Regions from separate parts of the Mus musculus genome. Here region 2 is linked to region 1. Evidence: chromatin loops called from intact Hi-C (ENCODE). Cell type or tissue: left cerebral cortex. All regions are shown on one strand. Links, peaks and the distances in the headings refer to the core of each region. The heading gives the core; the rest is flanking DNA. Region 1 has its middle 50 kb from the start of Atic. Region 2 holds the start of Gm29822 (a long non-coding RNA gene).

The links. Peaks named below come from ENCODE experiments on the same cell type or tissue, not always from the same donor. Only the 100,000 strongest peaks of a DNase experiment are listed, where the experiment ranks them.
Region 2: a loop joins it to region 1, with 4 times the contacts of the local background. A loop is called at or near these places in 9 of 42 quality-filtered maps.

What each region holds. Positions count from the first base shown.
Region 1 is chr1:71,499,162-71,514,758 of GRCm38, reverse strand. No RefSeq gene overlaps it. Among named protein-coding and RNA genes, the nearest start is that of Atic, 50 kb to the left of the region's middle. In left cerebral cortex, for the core only: a CTCF peak has its summit at 8,689 (motif pointing right); DNase peaks (open chromatin) are centred at 7,305 and 8,689.
Region 2 is chr1:69,775,747-69,791,343 of GRCm38, reverse strand. Gm29822 (a long non-coding RNA gene) reads left to right here and starts at 3,755. Exons shown (of 3, transcript XR_373478.2): 1 at 3,755-3,881; 2 at 4,391-4,613. In left cerebral cortex, for the core only: a CTCF peak has its summit at 6,031 (motif pointing left); a DNase peak (open chromatin) is centred at 6,020.

The DNA of each region.
Region 1 (15,597 bases), core at 4,613-12,612:
TATGCATAAGGAACATAAGAACTACCTAATTGGTTAGTCGGTTCCAAAGCTGTCAAATATAATCTTGGTCTTCTATTTGGATGCTAGAGCTTCCTTCCTTTTTTTTCTGACTGCCTGCCTGCCTCCCTGCCTCCCTCCATCCCTCTGTCCCTCCGTCCCTCCGTCCCTTCCTTGTTTGCTTGCTTTCTTCTTTTGTTAGAGCTTTATTAAAAGGAATAAAATTAGAGGACCGTTCTTAAAGGGTGATATTTATTCACTAGCAATACTGTTACCTAGAAAAACATAGTTGCCACATTTCCATCAGCAGACTTAAGAGCCATCTAGATGACTTCCCATCTAGCTCAACACCATATCAATGGGCTTTGGTGATGGGCTCACTTTTCAATTTGTTGTAGGGCAGCACTTTTATGGAACACAGTAAAACAGAACGACTGAAGTGGCATGGAAATGAAAAGAAGACCTGGGGAAGAAAACCTTTAAGAAGATTGCTTTCAACAGCTGGACAGCTGTTGTCAAATGTTTCCAAACGCTGTAAATTCATCGGATCTGTGTTATGTCCCTTCATGTGCACCCCTGTGCACCCCTACCGTTGCTAAGAGCCCCATGCTGGGTAAAGGCCCCACCACTGAGATTTGTTCCCATCCCTTTCGGTATTTTATTTTTTTTTTTTGCTTTGAGACAGGGTCACCCTAAATTGCTCAGATTGGCCTTTAACTCATGCTCAGTCCCAAGCAGGCCTTGAACTCGTGACCCTCCTGTCTCAGTTCCCATGTAGCTGGGTTTGTAGGCCTTCACCACCTCGCTCAGATTTCTGTGCTTGTTTTTCCCAGAGCAACTGATAATCATCCTGAGACCCAAACCTGTGTGTTGCCCCTTCATGAAGTCGCTGGTACAGATTCTTCTTCCTTTAAACCCTGTGCAGCTTTCTGACCTGGGCTAGGGATCTGATTGGAACCGGCTGAGTTCATTGACCTCACCTACACCTCTACTTGGCTGTATAATTAATTATACCCGTGCTGGAAAGACCTGCTTGTGGTGTCCTGACGCAATCACCCTTTTGATAAACACCGAGGCGTGGGTCCCCAGAATTCACCCTGCCTTGGTTTTACATGGTTACTCTAGTGGAAGAGTAGGGATCCCGTGAAGAGAGTGCCCAGCTGTCGGGGAGAAATCCCCAATTGGATACCTGTGGATGCAGTAGTGTGATACCCTGTGTGGCAGTGTGGCAGTGCTCACGGTCATGACAGTGACAGCTCAAACAATTGTCAGGATGTAGGTGCCCTTGTTAGCACTGGATGTCTGTCACCCCATTCGTTAATATCTTCTCTAGTCTTTTAAATAGCAGTCTTTCAGGTTCGTTCAAATTTGGAATCCATTCAGCATTTATTCATTTTGAAGCAGGTTTCTCACTGGTCGATTCTAACACCCCAGGGAATAGATAGAGTTTGCAGCCAGGATTTGAGACAGGGATAGGGTTCCACTTCTGGGTCTTTTCTAGCAGTGGTGGGAGACACGGGCTGCCAGGCTGCACTTGACACAGTCAGCATGGTAGGTGCTTCAGGTGATGGACAGCTGGTGTCTCTCCAGTTGCTGCCTCTCTAGCCTTGTTCTCTAGCTCACAGGTACCATGAGGAGGCCATAGCCTGTCCCTTAAGCTGGGGTCCCAGTTTGTCCTTTGTGGTACAGGAGCTTCTGGGCGTATCTCAGTGGGCAGTGACGCTTTCTTGTCTCTAAGAGTAGGCTAAATGCTATTCTTCTATAATAGTAATATTGTTATTAATTATTTGAGAATTTTATACAATATATTTTGGTCATTTTCACTTCCCACCTTCTCCCATATCTGTCCTTTCCATTTTCTTCTCCTACCCGCTCAGTTTTTAGTTTTCTTCTCCCGCTCAGTGAGTCCAGTTTGTGTTGCCCAATTGCTCTTGGGAGTGGGACCTGCCCTGGAGTGTGGCCACATTATTGAGGGTCACGTTATTAGAGAAAGAGATTGTCCCTCTCCCATAAGCTATCAAATACCAATAGCTCCTCCTCGGCTGTGGGTGGAAGTTCACTCCCCGCCTCCACCTCTGCGCTGGGGTCCTGTCTGGGATGAGCGTGAGCAGGGATTGTGTATGCTGTTACAATCACTGTGAGTTCAAATGCACAACTGCCCCACTGTGTCCGGAAAACACTGTTCCCTTGAAGTCACCCACAGTCGCTGGCTTTTACAATCATTCTGTTCCCTCTGCGGTCAAGTTCTCTGAGTCTTGGAGGGGAGTGCGGAGTGTGCACATCTTACTTCAGGCTGAGCACGCCAGCCGCAGTCTGGTATCTTCTGCATATTGGTTGGCCGACTGAGGGTCTCCGTGTTAATTGTTCTTAATCCCAGAGGCTATTGGATACATCAGGGTGTCTGACTTTGCAGGTAGCGTCTTGTCACTGGTCCCTGGCCCTTGGTCCTTGGTCCCTTTTCCTGCTTATTAATCCTCTTCTCTTCTTGTATAAAGGCTGGGAAGTAGGTGAGCCCATCTAGCAAGGCTGTAGCTAATGAAGGTGTAGTGGGATATGGATGAGATACTGGGGGAGGGGGGAGGAGGGAAGGCAGAGAGATCTTCTCTTTCTAGATCACTTGGGCCTGGACTGGCCGAGTGGGTTTTTGTGGGGTGGGAGAGGAGCAGGGCTGAAAGGAAACAGATTTGCTTGCATCTTCTGCCAGTGGCCTATCCTTTGTGAACCAGAGACCTGGGATGGGCCAGGGAGAGAGTGATGGTCTGAGCTGGGACTGGCTCCCTGCATGACACAGTTGATCAGAAAAGAACCTGGCAACTAGAAGGTGGCTGGCAAAGGACCCCCACAGTCACCTGCTTCCCACAGAGTCCTCCCTACCATTTATGGTAAAAGATTTATGCAGGCACTCCCAGAGTTTGGCAAATGTCTAAGGTATGGTTGAGGTCTCCACTGGCCAGGATATATTGACATCATCAGGTGTAGTGAGCTCAGCTGCATCACAGACACACCAGGCACTGGCCATAGGTCATTGAGCCAGGGACAGACCATGAAACTAGGTCATAAGCCATCTTCTCTAGCAGTAGACCCCAAAGTCCAGGAACAAGACAGGAAAATTTCCCCACCCAAGGAACAGCCTGGAGATAGCCACATGAATGGGAGATATCTTATCTTAGGATAGGCCATCTATGCTGGGCAGCCCATTCTGTGGTTAATCATCCATGACGTAGGAATGCAGTCCATCTGGAGCATTCCAACATCCACCAATGAGGTTTTAGATTATCTAACCCTAACATAGTAGCCAATCAAAATTGTACTAATGTCAAGGCTTTGGCACCTACCAATCACATTAGAGATTACTTAATCCTTCTGGAAAGTTTCCCCAATTTCCTATAAAAGAGGCCTGAGCATCTTTGTCTGGGGTCGTGGCCATTTTGATGCAGTGGTAACCCTTGCATGATGGTTGTTTCTGCAGACTAAACGCTCTTTGTTCTTGCAGACTCTCTGAATCTGGGGTCTTCCCTCAGTGATCCCTGAACCCTAATATCACATCCACCTGTTTCATGTCCTCTTCACAAAGAGGTGAGAGGACAATGGGGACATCATTGCAATTCCAAGTTACTCCTCAGCATCTTTTACATTTCCTAAATCTCCTTGGCCATGTCTCCCCTAAGTTAGGGTATAATGCTTATGTGGTTGCTCCCACCAGGAAACTTGGAAGCAACCATAAAATCTACATCTGATAAAACAGGTGTGCAATGTCTGGAAATCAGGAGAGTGGCTACCCTGGGGGTGGGGGCAAGAGGTACAGATGCCATTCTATTTATCTATCCTGGCGCTGCTTATGTCAAGCTCATTTTGTGAGAGTTCACAGAGCTGACGATTTGACCATTAAGGATCTTAGTGGAATTTCCTTTTTATTCCCTGGTATCCAGTTTGCCATAGGAGTTGAGCAATGTCCTGTTGAGAGGAACTCCTCCTCTCAGGGAGGAGCCTCCGGTACAAATGCTGTCTTGTGGAATCTTGAGTTTAGAACTCCGGACCACCAGAATTGCAAGATAACAAGGCTGTTTTGTAGTAAGCCACAAAGCTTAAGGGAATTTGTTAAAGCCACAACAGGAAACTCATCTAAAATTGTTTCCAAGGAAACTAATTTTTTGTTTTAGAGACTACTAGGTACCAGACAGGTTCTGTGTAAGCCGGGATTCTAATGCGAATTTACTTGCACTGAAAGAACAGAAACCTATAAAAAAACAATTTTTTCCCCACCCAAAATAAAATGTTATGCTCTGTTAGGCTCAGTGCTACAAAGCATTGAATTTCCATAAGGAGAACTGTAGAAGTCATCGATTTGGGTTAGGGCCTTATGGTAGCGGTTGTAGTTTCCTATTGACTTTAATCGCAGGAGGTGGTGGTAGCAAGGGATGCTCTAAAGGATCCATCTCCTTCCTGTACAATTTTCCTTGTCTCTTTGTGGAGAAGCACTCAGACTTCCCCTTGGTAATCTGGAGCAGTCACCCTTCCTTTCTCAGCCCGTTGGCTTAAGCAAATCAGAAGCCCAAAGTGACCGGGGGGGGGGGGGGGGAAGCCTGAACACCCAGTTCAACGGGAACACTTGCTGTGTCTCCTGGCAGGAGTATTCCTTTATTGGGAACTAAAAGCTCTACAACTGCTGACCAGTTAGCTCTCTCTCTGCCTTGTGGTTCTATCTCAAATTGTGAGCTCTCAGCTACTGCTCCAGTGCCATGCTTGCCTGCCCGCCTGCTTGCTACCATGCTCCCTGCCATGATGGTCATCGAATGTGACCCTTTGAAACCATACGTCCTAAATGAACTCTTTCTTCTATAAGTTGTCTTGGTCCTTGTGTCTTACCAAACAGTAGAAAAGGAACTAAGAGAAGCTTGATGTCACACTGTCCCTGTAGCCTTACTTGGCTACTAATTATCTACTAGTTGTTAGTCATAACCCCATCAGTAATTTGACAGCCACTTGGTATGTTCCAATGGGATAAAGAGGAGAATTATTGTCTGCAGGGTGACTTCACTCATTCCAAACTGGAAATCATTTTTCAACAACAGTGTATCCCTTTACTTTTGAAGACAGACCCCATGAACTGTTAAAATCTCTAGCTCTGCTCCATGAGAAGAGAATCTCAGGAGAGGTAAGACATGGCTTGGGTAGCAGCTTAGGGCAAGACCATGTCCTAGGCCCTGAGATCAATCCCTGCCCCCCACAGAAATAAATAGATCAATTAATCCAAGATCATTGGCTTCCTGTGTTGGTAACTTTTGTTAAGTTGAGCAATTACCTATACCAGATTGGCCTGTTGGCAAGTCTATGGCGGCATTTTCTTGATTAAAGATTGGTATGGGAGAGTCTAGCCTACTGTGGGTGGTACCAGCCCTAGGCAGGTGGGCCTAGGTTGTTTAAGAATGCAAGGTGAACATGTGAGAGAACCAATGTTTCTCCTTGGTTTCTGCTTCAGTTACCACTTCTGGGTTCTAGCCCTGGCTTTTCTCAATGGTGGCCTGTGACAGTTTTAAATCAGGGTTGGTTTGGGGACAAATCATTCACTATGAGTAGAACATACTCTGGGGCTGGAGGTATGGCTTGGTTTGCACCTTAGCATGCACAAAGCCCCAAGAATAAAGCAGAAACGACGTACTCCTGAAATAGTACCACTCTGAGCACGGAGGGAGGAAGATCAGGAGTTCAAGGTCATCCTTGGCTGTGATCGGAGTCTGAGGCCAGTTGGGGGATACATGACATGATGCTATTACTCTGCCAGTGAAGTGAGCCAATTCAAGCCAAATTAAAATATATTAAATGCAGGTTTATTGGGAAGCTGCCCCCCCAACCCCCAGGCAAACTCACTGGCCCCAGGGAAGGAGGCCAGGGAAGTCACCTTAGAGTGAGGAGAAGGGAAAGGGAACAAGAGAGAAGGAAAGAAAGACAGAGTGAGAGACCAAAATGTCTAGATTATATAATATAATCTTCCCTATATAGGGAAAAACCTCTTGGGGAGGGGCAACCTAGCCCCTGGGCTGGAAAGTTCAGGGTTGGGGACAGGGTATGCCAGGTAGGGACTAAGGCATGCTGGGAGAACCTGGCGTCTAGGTCTGCTTTGGTGTATAAGACATGGACCTCAATCCCTTGTCCCAAAGTCTGAAACCAAACATATGAGCCATTGTCAATCAAGTAAAAAAAAAAAAAAAAAAAAAAAAAGAAAGATTTGGGAGGTAGCTTAGAAGTTAGGAAGGCATAAAATATTGAACTATACAATGGGTGTGTCTGAATCATCATATATGTGTGTGTGTGTGTGTGTGTGTGTTTATTACTATGCTGTTCTAAGTGTGTATATCAGTCATTATTGAGTTGATATCAGGCCAGGACTCATGACCACCAAGTTCTTAGTCAGTCACTGGTGTGGGCAAACCTTACTTATGAACTTTCCCATGGTCCACACGCAGTGGTCATGAGGTCAACCCCATACCTCATGAATACTGTGATTTGAGCTGGAGTTTCTAGACCTGCACACGTGTGCTGGAACACACAGGGTTAGACATCCTCTTGGGTGTCTTTTTTGTCAATGGCCTAACAAAGAAAATAATCTTCCCGTAGATATTCTTACTCTGGTGGCAAAAAGGCAACTATCTACTTATCTACCCGAGATGGAGGACATGGCTCGGCACGGAAAGGGCACTTGCTGCCAAGATGGGTGACCTTGAGTTTGATACCATCTCGCATACCAGCTCCCTAAGTAAGTAAATAAATAAAGGCCTAAGTGACTAAGACCTGGTGAGGAGGTGGGGACCCGACTAGGCTTTCCTTTGGAGGTCAGGGTGGCCTGGGGATGGGAAACCAGGAACAAGAGACAGATGAAAGCTCGCTTGGTGTTGGGAGGCACAGTTTCTGGTTAGGAAGAAGTCATTTTAATGGAACAAGTCAAAAAAATAATAAAATAAAAAAATCCTGAGGAACCCAGTTCCTCCGGAGACTTCAGGCTGAGAATGACAGGATCTTGCCCGTTTTTTTTTTCCCACTATGAGAGTTCTGTCCTTCGTTGGTCCAAAGCTGAGCTAACCAGGTCCTCACAAATTAACATTTTTTTAGGAAAAGCTGAGCCCAGGCAGGCCCTGACCTTTGAGGTAGAAACTCCAGGAGCCAAAAAATGCACAGTCGGGCAGTGCTGAGGTCATCCCTGAGCGTCTGGGCCTGCCCTCCACCTCCCCCAGGTGACCTGGAAGCTGGTCCTTCAGCTCAGCCTCCCTTCCATTGCGCCTGCGCCTGCGCTGCGCCATTTCCCTAGGGTTCCACTTCATCCCTGCTGCTTTGCATTGTGATGGGCTGGGCTGAGAGGCAGCCCTGAATGCTCTGGGAGGCTCTGCTGCTGCAGCCACAAGCGGGAATCAATTAAGCAGCAATTCGGTTCAGGCTCTCAGGCAATGACATAGCTGGCTTCACGCTGACTTTGTTATATATGAGATCCCCAAAGAGAATAATACCTTATCTAAACTTTCATTATATTTTATAGTACAATGACTATGGATCGATAATAAATTTTGTTCTAATATAACATTAGTTTCAGAAGAATTTCCCCTTTTTCTATCGTGAAATCAAATTATAACCATAAAGATAAAAGCTTTCTTCTTAAGAACTCTGTGAAGAGAACAATAGTCTGTTCAAGATTAATATTTTAACTTATTTAAATTATTGCTTGGTGAATTTGTACAATACAGAATTAAATATTCTATTCAGAAACTATACTTGTATGTTTGATAATAGTAACACTTTTTACAACGCTAATGAAACCCTATCTGATATTACTTAAGTGGAATAATTTAGTGTTTTATTAATTTTTTAAAAGGTTAAAAAAGAATGTCAAATATATAAACAAGAATGGAAGATACAAAATGGGAATCAATTATCTTTGTACATATACATTATCTAGCCTTATACACTTGACCTGCTGTGGAGGAACTGATGGCATAGATGTGTTAGAGAGGCAGTCTTTGATCTTTACCCCATCTCTTAGCCTCCCCTCCCCTTGGAGGAAATGACTATCGTGAATTTAGTGTTCCTCATTCCATGATTTGCATATTTTACTATTCCGAGGTAGAAACTCCAGTGTTAGTTTGTGTACCGCCCTATCATTCTCCATCTTTATCTTTAAATCAGAATTTCAGACAGGTACAAGCTGGGACACTGCTAGACAAACATTTAGCTTGGGCTACACAGCCTTCAGGTGTGATATGAGCCCCTAAAGTTAGCAGTGTGTGCACATTTTTATTCAGGGAAAAAGATCCAGTCGCCAATTCCATTTTTGATCTGACTTGCCTGCTACCTTCTTTATTTGCTTTGAATACATTTCTTTTTAATGTTGTAGGCTTACAAAGGGGCTGTACTCCTCTTGCTCATATAAAAGGTCACAGTTGATACTCCCACACCAAGATAAGGTTAACAGAGAAAAGTATTTGATCTGCTTTATAATCAGAGTGGTTGTCTTTCTTCCTCACGTTGAAATTTCATTAAACCAGCTTTTCTAACCACAGTGCATGATTTATTCCCTTTAGTTTGTTCTAAATGGTCTTTCTGGATGCAGCATTGTAAAACACGGATATAATACTCTTGCTAGTCTGATTTCTCATTTGGGGGGAGGAAGGTTTAATGATCCATGGATCGGGCTCTGCGCTATTTAATAAGACTGCAGATACCATTCTGAACGCTAGAGGGCACTACCACAACTAAAAACACAAGGCAGCTCTTTTTCTTTCTTTTCTTTCTTTCTTTCTTTCTTTCTTTCTTTCTTTCTTTCTTTCTTTCTTTCTTTCTTTCTTTCTTTCTTTCTTTCTCTCTCTCTCTCTCTCTCTCTCTCTCTCTCTCTCTCTCTCTCTCTCTCTCTCTTTCTTTCTTTCTTTCTTTCCTCTCTCTCTCTCTCTCCTTCCTTCCTTCCTTCTTTCCTTCCTTCCTTCCTTCCTTTCTTTTTGACGCATGTGTTTTTTACACGGTGGGGGGGGGCGCTTGCATGAGCTTCACATATTTATTTCTGTTTATGGATGCTTGTGTCGAGTTTCTAATGTTTCAAAACCTTCATGTTCAAGCTTTAATGCTACTAGTCTCAGGAAGCACGGGCAAAACAAGTCGGATAGAGATTTATATGGAGTCACCCTGCAGCTGGATGCTGGCTACTTTTCTTGTTATGGAAGTTTTAAGACATCTGTTGTTGATCAGTTAGTTGATACCTTTATTAATAAGATGTTTGATTCTTGAGTTTACATAGACGAAGACAACATCTTCATTTAAGTCTGAAATCCATCTGTCATTATTTTAAGTAATTGTGGTCTGCCATCATCACTGGAGAGCATCCCACATCAGTGTTAGGAGATCGCTGTGGGCATTTTGTATCCTGAGAGCTGAGCTGTTGGGCCTCCTGCAGAAAGCAGCTATTTCATGGGACCTTTTCCATCCTCCTCCTGCTTGCCCGTGTCTGTAGGTGGGCAGCTAAGGGAGGAAGAATCAATTTTCTTTGAACTACTCAAGGGCTTTTTATGTGTTAATTGCCAATTAAGAGTCACGAAAAGCCAATGGAAATACAGTATTCACATCACCACATTGAAACCACTCATATTTCTAAAGCACTTCACAATTCACAAAGGATTATCTGCCCTGAAGTCCAACAATGACCCCTGGATATACAAAGTTAACATAGTTTTCCTAACTATGGGTTGGAAAACCCATGAATTGCAGCGTGACACAGTATAGACTACTGACTACCTTGGCTAGCCCTGGGCATGTTGAGAGTCCAGGGAGACTACAGACCTCCGAGGGGCGGTGCTTCCAATGGTCTTATTATAAAGCTGATATGCTTACCCGTTCACTAATTCCTTTCCTAATTTTTAATAAATTTATCTTTTTGACATTATAGAGCCTGTGAACTCCTTCTTGCCTATCATAAAGAGTCACAGTAGACACCCCATACCAAGAGAAAGGCAGAAGACATTTGCGTAAATTTATTTGATCTGATCTTCCAAGACAGAGGGCCAAAGTAAACTGTGTGCTTAAAATCCTGTATGTTGACTGCACAAAACAATAGGTTTCTGACATTTTTTTTTGCGCATGTATATAATATGCTCATATCTATTCCCATTGGCTTATCTTTCCTGCTCTCTCCCTCTCACTGGGTCTCTTGCTGTTCTCAAACAGTCTCAGTTTTACATTCAAGTCTTAAAGAGAAATCTAGACTTCACATATGAGGGAAAATCTGTGCCACTGACTTCCTGAGCCTGGCTTGTTTTGCTGAATATGGTGATCTCTGGCTCAATCCGTTTTCCTGTGAATGCCCAGATCGCGTTCTTTGGCTGAGCAATACTCCACTGTATATGTAGGCCCTTTATTTGCACATCCGTCCACAACAGCCAAGTGGATCCCATAACTTGGTTGTTGTGAACAGTACACTCTGATGAGCTGGGCGGGGGGGGGGGGGATCTCTGCTGTGTGTCGTCTTGGATTCCCTGGGGGATAATTAATTATATGATACAAACTGCCCATTTTTATTTATCAGCCCAGAAAAGCAAGGCCAACTGTTTAGGGTTGTAAATGGGTACAGATGATGTGATTGACAGGTAGCAGGTTAGGGAGGGAACGGGCCAAGTCTGTCAGCTTCTTCTTGGGCTCTTGTGTGGCCTGCCTTCTTCCCACTTATATGACACAGTCTTGCTATCCACCTCAGCAAGACAGTCAAGAGGATTTTTGTGACCACCTCCAAGTCAGAAAGACAACAGATTACGAAAGACAACATAACATCAACATCTCAAGGCTTTGTTCTTTGCTTTGGGGGAAAGAGGTTGTAGTTTCCATGACCTGGCTTGGGGAAGTGAAATCCTAGTTCCGTGTGGCCTGCACCGAGGGGATAAGCCGGAGCAGAGGCAAAAGTACAGGAGATAGGCGGAGAGAACCTGGCTCTCAAGCCCTTGCTATTGTATGAGGTCTTTAAAAGAAGCTCTATTGTTAACTAACTTTCTTAATTTTGTTTAATGTGTTTTCTCGTGAAACTTTATTTTTTCTAAAACATTTTAAAAAATGTTATCAGCTGAAGATGGTGGGATATGCCTTTAATTCTAGCACTCAGAGGCAGATAGAGCTCTGTGAGTTGGAGGACAGCCTGATCTACATAGTTCAGCCAGGACTACTCAGTGATACTCTGTCTCAAAAAATGTTTATCTATCTATCTATCTATCTATCTATCTATCTATCTATCTATCTATCTATCTACCTATCTATCTATCATCTTTTGTGTGTGTGTATGTGTGCGAGAGAGAGAGAGAGGGAGAGAGAGAGAGAGAGAGAGAGAGAGAGAGAGATCTTGATGTAGCCCACCATATTCATTTACTTGTTTTTCAAAACCAGGGATCAAACGCAGTCTCATTCTTTAAGTAAGAATTTGTTTTTATCATGCCTTATCTCAGCATGATTTGTTGATGGCTTCAACATTTTGTGTGACAGAGGAGGTACGCATAGCCCCATAGGCTGAGCCTGGGTAAGTTGGCCACCAGTGAGGATGAGGAGGGGCAGCTTAGGAGCACGGCGTGGGGTGTGCCCAGAGGCAAAGCCGGAGTGGTATTTGAATGCATTAACTTTAGGGGTTCTTTGACATTGCAATGGACAAACTAAGTCATGAGCGTGGCGCGGGAGTTTGGGATTCAGGAGAGAAGCTGAGCAGGAGTTCTCAGCGATACAGTCAAGAGATGGGACACCACTGACTGCCCGCACCTCAGCCAGCCAGCATTGCCAGGACAGGCTCAAGAGAGGCACCAGGGAAGGATCAGAACAGGGAAGCAAGACTGGATAGCAGGACACTCAGCTGCCAAGAGTCCCAGGGAAGGAAAGGAAGGGAAGAGGTAAAAGATGCCTCACGTGCTCGCTTTCCCACCACTGAGACCTTCAGGCTCTTCCCTAGTAAGAAATCCTGTCACGGCTTTGCCCTGTGGAGATTTTGTTTGGAAGGAAACTAGAAGGTTCCCAACCATGGATTGCATTGTCCTGTCTGTCCCTTTGCCAATCTCCTCCAGGTCTTAGCTAGCATCTTCTGGATGCACTCCATAGTTTAATGGCCTTATCTATCCATGCTCTGTCATGTCTACATGGTATCAGTCATTAAGGAACACTGAAGTGTGTGCCAGGCATGGCGGCATAGACCTGTAATCCTGACAGTAGGAGATGGAGGCAGCCTGGGCTACTCTGTGAGACTTTTGCTTAAAAATCATAACCAGACTATTACAAAAGGAGATTTAAATGTAATATCTATATGTGTTAGGCACTGAAAAGGAGCAGTTGATGGATAAAGACCTTTTCTACCAAGTTCTTTGGATATCACTGTTAGGTTACCTCAAGGTGAAACAAGCAAGCAAACAATAGGCATGTCATTATTCCAAGCACTTGGGAGGCAGCTGGAACTCTGTGAGTTCAAGGACAGCCTGATTGATCTACAAAGCCAGTTCCAGGACAGCTAGGGCACAGAGAAACCCTGTCTAGAAGAACAAAGCAAGCAAGCAAGCAAGCAAGCAAGCAAGCAAGCAAGCAAGCAAATTCCAACTAACCAACCAACCAACCAACCAACCAACCAACCAACTAACCAACCAACCAACCAACCAACCAACCAAAAAACCCAAACTGTAAATGTATGTACTTCCCTTGCTTTTAATAAAAATAAAATTTGCAGGCAGCTACTAGTGGCAAGCAATCAAGTTAGGCTTTGAAGGTGTCTTTGTTACTGAGGAATATATACTCTCTGAGAGCCATGTAGGATTTAGTGTTAGAGTAAAAGCTGTTTAAAACCAAGAAGAAGCTAGTCTGTCTGTCCTGACAGGCCAGCTTTGTGTTGTGCCCTGCCCAGAGTGGGATGAGGCAATCTGGTGGCTGACTTTGAGGGGGATTTGAGGGGACTGAGATGAGGAATGGTCATGGCTTCCAGAGAGACATGTTCTATCTCAGAAGCAAAGGCACGGTTCTCTCCTTTACTGTGGGTCGCCTTTCACAGTTTCTCTGGGGTCAGTGTAGATGAATATCACTTGCCTGGAGGATGCCCAGACACAGTGGAGGTGGCAGCTTCCATTTGCACACACTGGGAATGCAGAACACAGTTCCGGGAGTGGTTGCCTAGTTACAAGGCTGTGGCCAGCCTCTGCCTGAAGCCATTTTGGTCTTCTGTTACCAGGTCCTTGAGACTTCACCAGCTCCAGCCTTCTCTCCACTCCAAGCAGTCTCTCACCATTTCTATTTGCATTCATGGTAGGGCTGGCTGTGGAATCAGAAACACCATTTAAATGTAATATAACATTTTTAACAAGACTTTGGGGGCATTGAGCAGTGCTGGCTTTGTGTTTCCATTTTACTATTAAGGAAGAAAGGGCTCATTGACAGTATTTTTTTCTGACAATAACTCATTAGCTGCTGTCACCAGCAAAAATTTTAATGGATTGTAGCTATGTGAGCCATATGTGTTATTCCTTTCTTTCTCACCCCCAGGGCCATTTAGGATGAAAGATTCTCAGGAAATGGACAACATATTGTCAAATTTAAAAGCATATGGAATCAAGCAGCATCCTAGAGAAGACTCAAGGCCTCATAATCCAATATTTATAAGCAATTAAAGTTCACCAAGGTTTATAAAAACATGCCACAGCTGTGAATCAAATTAGTGCCTTGACCTACCCAATTAGACAAAGAAAACATCAATATCATAATTAGGCAGCCAGTTATTTTTCTCAAAACTAATGTAAATAGTGATTATACTTTAAAATCAAATGAACACTATTTTCAACCAAGAACATTGCCTTTACTAAAAGCATCCTGGGTGAGAGGAACTTTTTGTTTGATTAGGAGATTGACCGGAGGAATTGCTTTCTGGCATCTCAGCAAAACTCTCCTTTCGTTTCGGATCAATCTCACGCTTCTGTTATAAGAATTGACTGCCCACAGATTTAACTCATTGCTATTGTCAGTTTGGGTTGAAGAACAGAGCGAGCTTCAAGGCTTCAAGCAGGCCGTGCTGAATAATGTATAAGTTGCATACGTAACCCAAATCAAAGTCTAAGTACCAGCGAATCCTTCTGGGGAGGTCCTCCATCATTGACTGGTGGGGACAGTGTTTCAGACCTGGGGTGGAAGCTTTCATTGTGATAGACGAGTCCTCATGTCTTGTCTTAAGTTTTCTGTCATCTCCTCCTCCTCTTCCTTCTCCTCCTCCTCCTCCTCCTCCTCATTTCTCAGCCTTCTGGGTGCTGGGATTACAGGCATACCATATTATACTCAGCTCTTATAGTTTTAGATAAATCTGTGGAAATCCAGTAGGCATCAAACAAGGTTAGGCATTGGTCAGACTGTTGTGTGTTCCTGGTCTGTGTTAGCTCATCCTCCTCCCGTCTTTCTTTCCATGTGGACGCATGTATGGTGCTTTATTCAATTCAAATGGACCGACCATTCCTTTTCTCACAAGGAACTCACAATTGAGTGCAGGAACCTTTTAATTTTATTTTTTACAATCCCTTGATAAAGCCATGTACTCATTGCCTATTTGTTCAGTTTGACTTTGTTATCTCTATTATTTTGCAGACTATTTTTGTGATTTATTTGATGTTAATTGTCTCAATCACCTCTTTAAAGATACAATTACTTGTGTTTTCTTAAGCCCCTGAATAGTTTCTCAGTTCTTCTAGAGTTTATAAAGATAAGTTGGACTGTAGTGAACACATTAAGAAACTCCCTCCATAACTTTGGGTTCTTGTCAGATCTGCCAACATGTACAGAATACACTCAAATAAACATTTTCCCTAGCCCACTTACAAAACAGTGAACTCAAAATCTTGTAATATTCTTCCTTAACCTGAGATTGTCCAATTCTACTTCCTTTCAAATGAGAGCTGCCCTTCCCACGTGGTGGGACAAGACCACATATAGATAGGATCATGCAAATGGGACAGGTACACAGAATTCCTCAATAGTAAAAGACTATTTAAAATTAAGGTTCTAGTTTCCTTTCTGTTGTTACAATAAAATATCCTTACAAAGAGCAACTGATGGGAGAAACAGCTTGTTTGACTCACAATTCCAGGTCACAGTTCATTGTTGCAGGGGAGTCAAGGCAGGGCCCCAAGCAGCTAGTTACAGCCCATCCACCATCAAGAGTAGAGAGAAATAAATGCATGCAGACTGGTTTGCTTGCTGTGAACTAGCTTTTTCCCCTCTTATACTGCTCAGGGCTCTATGCTTAGGGAATGATGCTGCCCACGGTGGACTAGGTCTTCCTACATCAAGTAACAATCAAGATATCACCCGATGACTCGCCCAAGGCCAACCAGAATGAGATGATTCTTCATTACAAGTCTTCTTTTCCAGAAGCTCCCAGGTTGCCTTAAGGGGACAGTCAAAACTAGCCAATACAATTTTCATTACCGCCCCTCTCTCTTGTGTGTGTGTGTGTGTGTGTGTACATATGTGTCACAGGGCATGTGTGAAGGCCAGAGGACAGCTTTAAGGAGTCATTCCTTTACTTCCACCATGTAGGTTCTGGGAAACAAATTTAGGTTGTCACCCTTGGCACCAGACACC
Region 2 (15,597 bases), core at 2,666-10,665, 1.7 Mb after region 1:
CCTGTGGGCTGTTCCCAAATTACCTTCTTATCCAGGCAGGGTTTCATCCTCTCCATCCTAGAAAGACAACATCCTAGATCCCCGCCACCGAAAAAGAATAAAAAGTTCTAGCACCACAAACTTCGATAGGACCAAAGCCAAAATCACAAGAAGGGATTTTGATACTTCATTGTTCCCGTGAGAGAACATTAGAGGAACGCCTAGAAATCCATTTGCGCCTGTCAGTATCATCTACCTTTTCAAGCTCCCAATCCATTAAGTCACTAATGGACGAGCCACATCAACACAGACAATAGAGACACTCAGCACGGCTCAAAGTGGCCAACTAAGTTTTTGTTGTTGTTGCTCTCATTGTTGTGTTGTGTGTTTTAGAATCCAACATAGCCGCAAATGGATTTGGGAATGACAAAAGAGCTGGCCCGGAGGTCATTTCAACAATTCGTAATAAAATGTAAACGCGGGTAATCATCCCAGTGAGATCGGAAAGTTGCCTGTGGCAGACGTGGCCACCGCCATGCTACCCACATAAGGCGACAGCAGACGTATAATACATATCAAAATCAAGTACAGAGGCTTATTATCCTAATCACGAAGAGATAGATTTTTCTCAACGTTGTCTATGAAAGACTTTGTTCTCTTACGCCAGCAAAAGCTCTGAAATCATTCAAAAGAAAGTCATTATACAGGAAAGAGCTTAGGCCGCAAGAAGGAGCATTTTATGGCAGAGGTGCGAAAGGAAAGAATGAAACCTAGACTTCATTTCGAATTCATAATGACTTTCAAGATTGATTCTCCGATGGCAGTCTTCTTGCTTTAATTGGGAAAAGAAAAAAGAAAAAGTCTGCATCCTGGAGCCGAGCCCATTCTGACTCAGCGTATTGTTGGAAAATGGCAACAGCGCCATCTACTGTCCAAATAGAGCAACGATCATTTCAAACTGTCTGCCATGAGCCACTACTGACAGAAATCTTAAAATTATTGGTAACCGGTATAGCACCTCTTAAAAATTTTTTAAATGCATACTTTCCACATAGATAAGGGCATCTTTTTCTTTTGCTACAAATTATGTTGTACATGCTATTACTTAAGACCATTCTGAAAATATTACATATATATATATATATATATATATATATATATATATATATATATATATTAAACACATATCATCCTATTCAATAGTAATAAAGATTTCAGGGGTGGTTTTGAACTAATTGCACCCTCCTCCTAAATTTATGTTTCTATTAGTTTCCAGACTGTTTTCTAAATCTAATTAGCAATGAAATTCTCCTTGTTAAATTTGGAGACAACAGCCCAGGAAAAGATAGTAAATGGCGAACATGAATGTGTTTATAATGTGCTTCCTACATTGCTTCCAACCAATGCCAATAACGAGTTTTAAATGATAATTGTTATTCCATTAATGTACTTTATATATCAGCTGTCCTATAGAAGAGATGATGCTCGAAGTCCCTGAATAAATAGACTACATGGCAGCACTCTAATTAAAAGGTACACTTACGATAAATTGCATTTGGTATATAAATCACAAAGCCCTCGTAGACATAACTTGGGCATAGCTACATAAAAATGGAAGGAAATGGACTTGAGGCAAAGACAACATTTTAAAAACATACACTATGCCACCAAGAGTTCTACACATGGTTATTAAGCTAGTGATACACACTCAAACACTGAAAGATTGATAACCATTTTAAAATATTGAGAGTTCATTATGCTCTGCATATTCCATCGTAAGTGCAGGACACTGTGAAGGGCCCAAAGCTCCTATGTGGTGGTTCCAGGAGGAAAAAGCCAGCCGCATGCTTCTGACAACGAGTTTTCCCTTTCTTGTGGATAAGATCGTCAACTACCCTGATGACTAGTGCCCCCCCACCCCACCCCCCCCACCCCACCCCCACACACACTCGTCCTGGGGATGTCTGTACTGGCTGCTTTTGTGTGTCAGTTTGACACAAGCTGGAGTTATCACAGAGAAAGGAGCCTCCCTTGAGGAAATGCCGACATGAGATCCAACTGTAAGGCATTTTCTCAATTAGTGATCAAGGGTGGGAGGGCCTATAGCGGGTGGTGCCATCCCTGGGCTGGGAGTCGGATTCTATAAGAAAGCAAGCTGAGCAAGCCAGGGGAAGCCACCCAGTAAACAGTATCCTTCTATGGTAACATCCTTAGGTAAATATTGCTCAGATCACCTTGCATACTAAATGCTTATCCTTACCGGACACACAGACCCTTCACTTGGACTAAACTCATCATGGTATCTGTATTAGGTGCCTAGGTCTCCATTTTACAGATTGGAAAATTGAGGAATAGGAAAACCGGGCAGCTTACCTAGGATATCCATTCAATATATGCTTGCTGTGTTACCCCATTTAGCTCCTGACCCCAGGGAAATGAACCACCCAACCCCCAGAGCAATGCTTAAGCATTGTTCTCCCGGTCCTCTTTGTCAGTCATGTGACAAGATTAACAGTTGAAGAACTCCTTAGAAGACAGGGTGAATTTATTCTAACTAGAAACGGAGCAACTACCCAGGTGTCACACATGAGAATATCCCTGGCATCCAGCGCCGCATCTCTTGCTTGCTGCCCGAGGAGGCATACATGTTTTCATCATTCCAGACCAGGTCTTTGTGCCTCAGGAATCTTCCCAAGTCAGCGATTTCTTTGATTTTCCCTAATGTTTCTAACCTCGGGCAAAAACATTACTCGGGAATGCAGGAATACTAATAATACAAATTTATTTTTTGTGCATCCTTGCAGGACCCTCCCCCAAGCCTGCAGGTCATAGAAGTTGACGTAAACAAGTGAGCTACCAGCTCCGTGTCTTTCTCATCTCGGTTCTGTTTATATCCTGGTCCCTAGCATCATCTCCCGTGGTGATACATCTGTTCTACGCTACAGTAGAAAGTCCAAGAGTGTCAAAGTTGTTGTTTCCTACCAATTATTTTTTTCCTACTACTAAGAGGATATTCTCAGTGAATGGCCTATGAGAATCCACTTAGATGTCAACTTCTCTAGAGGAAAACCAACACTCCCATTTCCGTAACACAAAAGGCAGACAGGAGACCTAATTCAGTTACTGATCTGTAACTGGCTCCCATCTTATCAGTAACTTGCACCCTGGATTAAAACTAGTTTAAGACATCAGAAAATAACCCAGGGAAGTAAGATCTGTCTTGAAACTAAGACAAAGCAGCCACCGAGATGAACAAAGATGCCCGAGTAGAGAAAGCCCTTGTTTACAGGTGATGACCCCAGAAAAAGTAAGAACAACACTTCTGAGTTTGGGTTTTGATGCTGGAGTAGAAAGAGGCGGTCAGTTCTGGAGCTAGGAGAGAATAGACCTACTACTATGGGCACAGGGCAGCCATGCAAGGAACTCCACCACGCAGAAAGATGGTGCTTAAACAGATAGGTAGCGAGGTGTGACAGCTGTGAAGAGTCACATAATTCATTTCAACAAGATTTGGAGATGAGTGATGGCCTTCAAGAACGGGTGGTCTGGGATTTGTCAGCCCCGGGAGTGACTGAAGTCAATGTTGAAACATTTAACTAAATCTCCAGGTTGCAATGACCAGACAGTGACCCAGGGAAGTCAGAACAACTCTCTGAAGAGCAAGCAGTAAGGTATGCAGGCAAGCAGTGTGTGACAGAGAAGGATTGTCTCGTGAGACCAGCCAGTTGGAACTCGTAGCCCAGGTTGAAAGTCGGGACAAAGTCCAGACACCTAAATCAGCGATGCTCACAGTGTTTGTGGAGTCCTAGCCCAGACGTCAGACTCGTAGCCTGAAGGCAACATCCAGATCCGCTCTCTGTGTGAGGTCCTCCCATCGTACCCACGGTCCCAGAGCTTGGAAGGTCAGTTTCTATTCGCACGATGAGATCGTTGCCACCAGCTGTCACAAAGAAGAAATCCTCACTTAAATCTTCCAATGTCAAAGGAAACTTGTATTACCATAGACTATTAGTCATGAGGACATTCTGATTAAACAGGGCTGATGGTGACAATTTTCCAGTCTCGACTTGAAGGCGCTTGGCTTCTTTAACCTCCCTGATGTACAGACCGGTTTCAGAGTGAACGCAATCCAGGGGCCCACAAATACACATTCCCTCGGGTTGTCTATGATCATAGAAAAAAACACTGTAGAAAGATAAACTCCAGTAAGAGCACAGGCTCAGGGAAGGGCAGCTTTTCATCTCAGGAAGTCGTTGAAGGGTCTCCACAGGGAAGCGTGTAAGGTACTCTCTGATGCGGGCACTCTTGGAGGGCAGGGGCGCAGTGGAGTTGTCCAAGGGCAACCATATTTGTTTGGGGAGTGTTAACACACCAGGTTTAGCTCAAAGGCTTCTCTCTGCTTTGCTCACAGGACCTTCTACAGATGAGTCAATATTGACAGAATACTTGCTCAGTTTATGGGGACCTGGAACCCTCCGGAATTCTCCTCTGCAAAGGGATGGTACTTTGACCCCTACTGTGTGGGAGCACTGGGGCAGAGGAAGAGGAAATAAGCAAGTTTTTCTGCATGTTAGTAACACCCTGGGATTCATTAAACTGCACAGTTTTAAGGCCAGGAGTGCCAGCCTTCCTCGGTAAGCTCTTTGCATTTTTAATCTGGAAGTAAAAAAAAAAGCACTCGTGGTATCTCTTGATGAAATTGCAGTAGTGATTTCTGCATTTGTATACAAAGTCAAAGGTTGAAAATAATTACCTGTTTTAAAATTCAAACCAAGTATAATCTTTAATCCCCTCAAATTCTGAAATTTTTACCATCTGGAAATCTTCTAATGGTTGTTATCTTTGAGCACACTCTCTCTGGGCTTTATATATTGAGGGATGCAATGGAGAATTGTATTAGGCACTGTGGCCCAGTTTGTGTGAGGCAAGACGTTTTGAGTCCCGATCAGCATGGACTTTGGGGTACATAATGGGGAACTCTGTCTCAACCAAAAGTTTAAAAGAGAGACAGAGACAGAGATAGAGACGGAGACGGAGACGGAGAGGGAGAGGGAGAGAGAGAGAGAGAGAGAGAGAGAGAGAGAGAAGGAGAAAAGGAGAAGGAGAAGGAGGAGGAGGAGGAGGAGGAGGAGGAGGAGGAGGAGGAGGAGGAGGAGAAGGAGAAGGAGAAGGAGAAGGAGAAGGAGAAGGAGAAGGAGAAGGAGAAGGAGAAGGAGAAGGAGAAGGAGAAGGAGAAGGAGAAGGAGAAGGAGAAGGAGAAGGAGAAGGAGAAGGAGAAGGAGAAGGAGAAGGAGAAGGAGAAGGAGAAGGAGAAGGAGAAGGAGAAGAAGAAGAAGAAGAAGAAGAAGAAGAAGAAGAAGAAGAAGAAGAAGAAGAAGAAGAAGAAGAAGAAGAAGAAGAAGAAAAAGAAAAGTTTATTCAAGGCCACTCATTGACATGAAAAGAATAACCACTACTTTTGTCTCTGATAAAAATGTCATATTTCATAGAAAATGAATTAGGCATTAGCAGTGGTTTTATTTATGTATTATTAGTGTGTGCGGTGTGATGTGATGTGATGTGTGTGTGTGTGTGTGTGTGTGTGTGTGTGTGTATGTGTGTGTGTGTGTGTGTGTGTTTAAGTTTGTCCAGTCAGGTCTCTCCTTCCATCTAGGGATTAAATACGTCTTCAGACATACATGACAAGTGTTGTACCTCCTTAGCTACTTTTACAGCTCCACTGCATTTCTTAAATTGGACTTCAGACAATTATTATTTACTTCTTTAAAAACATATGTATTGAGTGCTTAGAACAGTAGCAAGCATTTAAAGTGGAGACATTAAAGGATTTCTGTGTAGAAAAATATTTTTTTCTAAAGAAAGCACAATATTGTATTGTGGGCATTGAAAGAAATTTATTTTATTCTTATTGCAAAATTTGGTATTTATTGCCGAGAAATATGTTGATAGCAGCAGCAGAAGCAAATAATTCAACATGTACACATAATTGCCAAATTACTTTATAGCTGTAGTACATTACTGACATTCGCAGATCATTAGCGCCGCCTTGTGGCCATATATAAATATTTCTACCTTAAGGAATTAGTGAACATGAGAGGTTTGAAGTACGTTGTTTTCCTTTTTTGTTTGTTTGTTTATTTGGATTGGGTTTGTTTGTTTTGTTTTTGTTTTTTTTGTTTTTGTTTTTGTTTTTGTTTTTGTTTTTCGAGACAGGATTTCTCTGTGCAGTCCTGGGCTGTCCTGGAACTCACTCTGTAGACCAGGCTGGCCTCAAGTACTTTTTTAAAAAACAGATTATTTGAGATCTAATTCAATTAAAATATTTACTCCTACATAAATACGAGCTACTTCAGGCATGGGTATATGTTTACATATCTATGGATATGTAGAAGACCCTAATGTTTACTGATCTCAAAATGTCATGTACTTCATAGCAATGGTTCATAAAATCTAGAGTAGTCTTGAAAATGTCTGTCACGTGCACCCTCTCTTCTACTGTTTGCAAAATTATAGAGAGAATTTTTTAGCTCCCAATAACCAGGATCCATAAGGAGTAAACATAAGGACAGTTATGTTAAGAACAATAACAACAGTAATACTTTTCCAAGTATGCACAGGGATTTAACCACAGCCCCAGAGTCCGTGCTTGAGAGCTAACAAGCCTGTGGCTGGTGCTTCAGAACGCTGATCCGAAAGCCATATATAAGAATCCTTCCGTTGGAAAATAATGTCTATAATAGAAAGGAAGATGAATCCTCATTACAAGGGAGTGAGTGACAATATATAGACTCTTGTCATTCAGCGGGATTTAGTTCTGATGAGACAGTGACTTGACAGTTACAAGACTGCGGACAGGCAGTCCGCCTCCTGAAAGCTTCCAAAGTATTCTACAGACGCTCTGGACAGACTCATAAAAAATGCACGGAAAATAGAGGTATGTGTGGACTGGGTGTTCTTGGGGGAAACAAAGTCTTTCTTCACATTTGAACCGGTGAGTCAGCTCCTGAGCACATGGGCAGGTGCTGATTTTGAAGGTTCTAGGAAAATTACAGTTTTAAACATTTCAAAATTATCAGGATTTGTACCTTAGATGCTTAAATGCACTATACGAAAATTTTTCATGTGGGAAAGAGAAGCCTTGTGAAAGGAAAGGCTGGTTTTATGGTGAGCAGACACCTGAAAACATTCCACAGTTCTTATTAATAAGGCAGAATGTAATTGAATGTCAACAGATCCCATGATTTATAAAGTGCTTCATGCCCTGTGTATAATGAAAACCCTTGGCAATGGGTCCTGAGAGTTGATGAAACATGATAGTGACTTTGTTTCCAATAACCAACTTGACCTAGAACCTTCTATCATTTTTATAGTAATCAATTTAATCTTATTTTATCCTATGCCTCAAGGGTTCATCTTGAATTAAAAGAGAAAGGTGCACCATTTGAATTTGAGATTTTTCTACCTCCTTCAGTCATATGACATATTTTTGAGACAATAAAACAAGTATCTTGGCAAATATGTAAGAATTTCCTAAGCCTTAATGAATATGAAACCTTGATTATTTGTCTGGTTTTTATAGTTTTCTTTGTCTCCTTGATGTAGGATTTCACATAGCCCAGACTGACTTCACATTTCTTATTTAGTCAAAGGTGGCCTTGAACCATTGGTACTTTGCCAGCCCCTCTGAAGCACTGGGATACAGCATGGGTCACCAAACCTGGCAAATGGAAACTGTAAGAACAAATGTTTAAGGACAGCCTATATTCTTTAAAAAGATATATATCCTTTTTGTCCAAAATCATTTTGGAACTCACTTTGAAGACTACTTTCCAAGCTAATAGCTTGCTCTTTGAATGTCCATGGGCATGATGTCATCCGTGGCTATGACATCGTTTTGCTCCCAGTGGTGGACTTTGGTTCTCTGGATAGTACTGAAAAGTGTCTGCAGCAAAGACAACTGGGTAAACTGTGTTAAGCTGGATAATGAGAAAATTAAAATAAAACTAAATTAAATGGAAAGATCTTGGGGCTGTAATATACCATGCATGGTAGATGGGTGTGCCGAGATAAGTAAACCATAAAGACTATTTTATCCTCGTCTTAAGTCACATCAGAGACACTTTCCAAAACATTTCTTTGATTCTGGCCGTTTGAGATAAAGTCTCTGAGACCCTTGCCTGTAGTGGATACATTGTTAAATTGGCATCATTTTTATATAACAGAATTTCATATTAAAGTGTTATTAAGAACACATGTTTATTGGCTTGAGAAACTTTACTTGAAACTATTATCCTTACAAAATTGTTCACATGATCACGTGGTTCAATTCCTTTACAGAAACTGAACACATCTGTGGCACTAGTGCCTAGTTCGAGAAAGACTTCGAAGCTTGATTAACTTCTGAAGGATAATGCGCAGGACCACATTTAAAACCGAGGATGTGATTCTTAGAGCAACCTCCCCCAAAGCTATTCAATCCATTAAAAAATGTCTTGTACATTAATATTATAACGAACCACGTCTTAGGTAACTGGGTGCTTTAGTACTCTTTTATAAATAATTTGTTGATCATATATCTTGTGAAAGAAAAAGCAAGGAATGAAATAAATACACAATCAGACTCCAAACATGTGTCCATTTAAAATGTAGAGTTTAAGCAGGAGAGAAAATTTTCATAAGTAATTTTGAGACCATTTGAAGGTGTGCATTTTAATCTTGTTAATGTCAAAAGCAGGTTTCCCGAATTTTACTCTCACGTTAGCGTTCTTGCAATCCACCTAAAGAACGTTATTAAAATGCAGGGCCTGGTTCTTCCTAGGTTAGAGGCTTGACATCTGTATTTGCTTATTCTTAGTGCTGATGTTGCCAGTAGAGCTATTCTTTCAAAGAACACAGCATAAATGTTTTCTTGAATACAGGTGTCACCTCATATTTACCCTTCTCTTTTTACATCTTTAAATAATTTCCTGGACATGTTTCTTTACCTGTGAATTATCTGACTCCTCTGTCAGTCGTGTGTATTTCATCAAAATCATTTCCTGGCCCATTGTCTTCCCAGTAGTGGAAGCATTAAATTGGCATTGTTTTGTTATATAATAACTCCCAACACATGCCACTTCCTGTAGGCACTTCAGACGCCTTCTTAGAATGCCCACCCTACTTTTTCAGTTGAGGCAAGTGTACTAAAGTGTAGCACTGATGTCATGAGCCACTGAATGTCCAAAGGTTGCATGAGTGTGTGTGTGTGTGTGTGTGTGTGTGTGTGTGTGTATCTGTTATTTATATCAGCTTAAAAACAAATAAAGCCTAGAGCTACCTAGTGCAGGCACACTCTAACACTGGACATGATCAAATGGATTTTCTGATGAGTTTTGTGGAAACTTCAAATACACCCCATTGTTAAGCTTTCGTCAATTTGAAATCTGTTCATTTTGTGAAAGTTCTGCAAGACTGTGGTAAAATAATTCCAAGAATAAAAAGATTTCATGTGTGGAACAAGATGTCAATGCTCACATTAAAGGTTATAAAGCAATAATAGGACTATTACAGATGCAATTATTACCAGAGAGAAGATCAATACCTTTGAATTAATGGCCAGATTGTCTAATAAAATACAAATTTATTTTATGTAAACTATTGATTCAAAGAACTTCATAATTAGGACAATTAATAACAACATTTAAAAGATGACCAAAAATCTTTAGCATTTTTAATGTCAAATTTTGAAAAAGAAAAAAAGGAATTTTTATCTATGTGATTTATACATGAAAATATTTTGTATTAAATAATTTTCTTAAAATGGAATTTTCCTGCTCTGAATTTCCTGATCTATATAGTCAGAAGGACAGACATAGACAGCATTCAGAAAATCAGTTAATTATTAGTATTTCCAAAGACAAACACATGCATATTTTGCTACCCATGTGATTGAATTGTTTCACAATATCTCAATAATCTGACAGTAATTATTAGTTCTATTCATAGTTATGAAATGCTAGTAACAGTTGAATTTGTCAAAAATCAATATTAAACATGATAGTCTTCATTTTTGGTTCATTCTGAACATGGTATCAAAGGTCTTAGACTTCAAGTTGAAAACAGGTTCTAACTTTGTTCCTATCCCTAAATAGTTTGTGAGTCATTTTCAACAACCAACTAGGTTTTGACTTATAGAATTTGATTTGAGGACAAATCTTTGGTGACAGATAGAAAGCTATTAGTAATGCCTTCCTTAAGTTCAGAGCAAAGTCTTATCTTTGACCTCAAGCTGGATTACTTATCAGGAGTAGAGCCTGAGCCACAGTATTCAGCCAGGATGCTAGATATTCAAGAAATAAAGAGCTCATTTAGCCCTCCAACTCTCTGCTAACACTTGAAACTTTCTTCTAAACACCGTGGACCTAAAATGGCCTGCCTGATTGCCTAGAATCTCTGCTAGCTCTTCTCACCAGAACTCTCTTGAGTTTGAGATTGTTCGACCTGCATGGGCTCCATCTGCTACCTACCTTCTATTTAACTCTGCCTGTTTAACCAATGTTTTGCTGGCTCTTCAGTATCTACCCAACACATAGGATGTGAGAATAAGGAAATTTTCAAAAAAAAAAAAAAAAGGAGGAGGGGGCAGTTGGTTACTCTCATAGTGTTTGGGGCATTACTGCACCAGCATATCTTACAAGCAGATCATTATTGTGCTTTGCAGGATTTGTAGCTGGGTGATATTGATGATATCTACTCTGTTTCTAGGTTGGTAATGTTGAAAGTACCTGCCAGAGCCGTGAGTGCTAATCAGTATGGGTAAAGCCTAGCTGGTCACCAGCTTGACTTCTCTATGTTCAATAACACAAGCAAATGCTGTCCTCGGTTACAGGTTCTTACCTCAGGCTGCGGAGAGCAGCCAACAGCCTTGACAATATATTGCCTGCAATGTTTGGAGGGGCCATAAGACTTCTTTTGACCATGGACCCAGTAAGATGTACAATAAATCCTAATTACAGTGTCCCCTCCCTCTACTCCTCCCAGCTCCTCCCTACCTCCCCTCCCATCCAGTTCCATGGTCTTTCTGTCTCTCATTAGAAAATAAGGGGCTTCTAGAGAAAACAATTGAAGATTAACAAAACAAAATATAATAAGACAAAACAAATGCCGTCACGTCGAAGTTGAACAAGGAAATCCAACAAAAGAAAAAGAACCTCAAGAGACCTTATGAGACTCAGAGACCCACTCATTCACACATTCAGGAATCCCTTAAAAATACTAAACTGAAAGCCTTAATCTATAAGCAGAGGACCTGGTGCAGACGTGTGTAGGCTCTATGCTTGCTGCCTTAGTCTGTGAGTTCACACGAGCTTTGCTCAGTTGATTCACAGGGCCTTGTTCTCCTGGTTCTTCATCCTCTCTGGCTCTTACACTCTTTCCACCTCCTCTTCCACAAAGTTTTCTGAGCTCTGAGGGAAAGGATTTGATGGAAACATCCCAATTAGAGCTGTGTGTTCCAATCTCTCTCTCTCTCTCTCTCTCTCTCTCTCTCTCTCTCTCTCTCTCTCTCTGTCAGTAATTTCTAGCTATGGGTCTCTGTATTTGTCCTCACTGATGCAGAAGAAGCTTTCCTGGTGATGGCTGATTAAGGTATTGATCTATACATATAGCTGAATATCATTAGGAATAATGTATTGGTATGTTATTTTTCTAGACCAGGAGTATTTAGTTTTATCCCAGGTCTCCTGGCTATCTAGTTTCTGATTGTTTGTCACCCAAACTATATCAGGCCAGATATGGGTTCCACCTTGTAAAGTGGGCCTTAAGTCAAATTGGACATTGGTTGGTTACTCCACCTGCTTTGTGCCACCATTGCCCTAGCAGATTTTGAAGGCAGTACAGACCATAAACCAATAGTTGTATGTCTGGTTTGATGGTTGTTTCTCTTCTGGTACCCTGAAATGTACATTCCCATACTAAAGACACTGGAACACTTAGGTGGAGAATCTATGAGACACCAGCTCACCTTTTCCTTCTTCAATGAGGTAATGGAGCCTTGCTTTTAGTGTGTGATGAGCAATCTATTGCCTTGGCAGCGTCCTGTGTTGTTTAGAAGTTTGCATGGGACCACTTTGGCCAATAACTCATTTGGATGTAGCCCAGGCTAGGTACTAGAAGTTTTGCTTGGTAACAAGAGATGGCCAGTTGTGACTCCATCTCCCCCATTATTTGGAATTCCACTAGAATCACTTTATAACTGCTGGAGGGTTTCTTATCCCTTGGTAGATCCTCTTAGCCCCCTGTCCCATCCATGTGTCTAAGTTCTGTGGTCATCTGGATTGTCCATACATAATGGAAAATCTAAAAGTTAGTATCTGCATAGAGAAGAAAATATGCACCATTTGTCTTTTGGAGTCTGGGTTACGTGACTCAGGTTGACTGTTTCCAGCCCTATCCATTTACCTGTAAATTTTAATTTTTTAATAGCTGAATAATAGTTTATTGTATAAACAGACCTCATATTCGTTACCTGTTCATCAATTAATGGAATCAAAGCTGTTTTTATTTTCTGTCTATCATGAATACTACAACAAATGAACATGGATGAGCAAGTATCTTTGTGATAAGATGTAGTCATTTGGGTGTCTGTCCAGGATAAAAGGCCTACACTATGAGATGGACTCTGATAAAGTGGCCAAGAATCTGAGACTAGATGGATCTCAGGCGCAGGGGCAAATATGCAACTACTGTTCTGCTAAAGAAATATATCTACAAAATGACTCCTAATGACATATTTCTATATGCATAGGTCAGTACCTTGCCCAATTCCCATAAGAGAGATACTTTTTTGTGTGCAGTAGATAAGAACTAACATCAGAGCCACAATTGGACAATGTGCAGAGAGTGAGAGACGTAGGAGCACTCGATCCTAAATGAGATGTCTTCATCAGACTCCTGTTCTCAAAGCTCAGGAACCTACAGAGAAGTCTAAAAGATTTTAAGAGACATGTGGATGATTCTAACAGTGTCTTCTAGACACAAAAGGGCTGGGCACATATGACCTCACAGACACTGTGGCAGCATGCACAAGTCCCTCACAGGTTTCAGTCAGAGAAAATCCCAGCATTGAAAGGGGATGTACAGGCAGAGTTCCACCCCTAACCAAGAAGCCATCGATAGTTTCTTTGAAAGGAAAAACAGTTCTCTCCAATGGAGTGTCACTAGGTCCCTCAGTCACAGTCCAGGACAGACCCCATGCCTGGGAGTAGCTGACCACCACCACCATCATCATCACTACCCACATACATACACACACACATACACACATCACACACAAACACTACACATCACACACCACAATACACACACACTACACAACACACACCAAAACAGATACCACACACAACATATATACCACAACATACACAACACACACCAAAACAACATATCACACACACACACCACACATCACACATACACTTCACATACATACACCACAACACACACCACACACATATACATGCACCCACATACACGCCTGTCACACACACAAACACATACACACACACATACACATACATACACATACCCCACTGACACACACGCACACACAGAGACACACACACGCAAACCCTCCAAGTAGTTGGTTTTGCTTTTGTTTTGTTTCAGCATCTTTTGTATTACTGTTTTTTTTTTTTAATTTACTGTTGTTGTAAGACAGAAAACATACATGAAGTTGGGTGTGTAGGCAGGAAGAGCTGGAGGAGCAGCAAGACATGAACAAAACATACTATGTGAATAAAACTTTCATTTAAAAAATAGAAAATAATGAAGTATTTAAAACAGCAGTACCTGAAATGTCAAGGGCTGGGCATTGCAGTCTGAGGGGGACAAACAGTACACTGTGGCTAAGAAGGTCATGTGGGGAAAAACGCAAGATGAATATGGTCCATTTTTCAATACAAAGTTTTCTTATTGCTTCCCTCCCCCACTCTTCCTGCCACCTCCTGCTTTTGGATGGGATAGTACCACATAGCGCAGACTGGCCCCAAGCTCTCTATCTATCCCAGGCTAGCCTCAAATTTGTAAGCTTCCTGCTTCTGCCTCCCAAATGCTGAGCTTACCAGCACACACTTGAAGGTGGCAGCCACCATGCCTCAGGACTCACTTCAGTCTGGCCTCCCAAGGTTCACTGGAGCTTCCTGACATCCTCAAGTCATCCCCTGACCTCCATCTGTCCTGGACACTGTGTGTGCCTGAATTTTGTAGGGGTAAAAGCCATTGTGCAACTAATGTGTGGGGTGGTACACATTGGAACACATGACCTACCTCAGCTCAGCCAAACCCACGTACCTGAGTATGATCATTTCTGTTAACTGAATATTAAAATATTTACCTGAATTTGACCATTCACTTATTTTTAGCCAGCTCGATAGTGTGTCTTGCTAGATAGCTAGATATTGTACTTGCTTTAGTAGAGCTCAAGTTTCTAAGTAAGATCTACAATGGATCACATCTCTTGCAGCTACTTTTCTAAAGAGGCCATTGGAGAAAACCTGCCAGGGACTCCTTGCAAATTAGCCTTTCCGCTTAAGCTGTTAGGTGGCAGTGGCTGTGTTTGCTACCAGATGTGACTAGGCAGAGTCAGGTGACCTCAGTCCCTATGCTGTTTCAGAAGCTTTGTAAGTGTCTGGCCCCTAACACACTGAAATTTACTGTTCGCACCTAAGTTATCTGAGAAGATTAGCATTGCCACTTACAAAATGACATGGAACACATAAGGAAAATGAGGATGTAAGATGGTTTATGGCATTGACTTCAACTAAGCTTTCTTCATTCCTCCCTCCCCCACACTAGAAATAAATTTGGAAAGGCCAATAGATGTTACTTAAATCTAACAATAATGACGTTCTTTTCCTTTCTTTTCGTTTCTTTTCTTTTCTTAAAAAAAAAAAAAAAAGCAGTGTTATTATCTAGGTCAGAGGACAGCTCTGTGGAGTCCGTTTCCCCCCTCTCCTCTTTACATGAGTCCCAGAGATTGGATCCAGGATCAGGCTTCCAAGTCAAATGCTTTCACCTGCTGAGCCTCGTTTGGTCTAGGATTATCAGTTAAAACATTTCTTCACATTGTGGATAGACATGCTGAGTCCCATTAGCACAAAAATGTGATAATAGAAGTAACATGCCTTTAAAATTAATTACGTTACCTGAAAATAACTGGAAATGCTCTCAAACACTGAGCATTATTTTGAAGTGTGTATAACAACAAGCAATTTTGGTGAAACTTCAACGAGTAATTATTGAAAATCTACTATTTTTTTCCCTCATAGCCATTAGCTAATATAACAGTGGCAACAAATTAAAATGAAATACATAAGATTTACAAAACCCCTTTAGAGAGTGTACATAAATATGTTCTATGTTTGCATGTGCACATAAATAAATATTTATTAAAAAGTCAGACTCTCAGATTCATATTCAACATCCATGAACTACAAAAAAAAATTATACAAATAATTTGGTATTTTTGACTGCATAAACATCTGTCATGTCAGTGCCTTGTGCCTCTGCAGCCAGAAGAGGGCATCAGATCCCTTGGAACGGGAGTTACAGAGAGTTGGGAGCCACGTGATTGAGAATTGA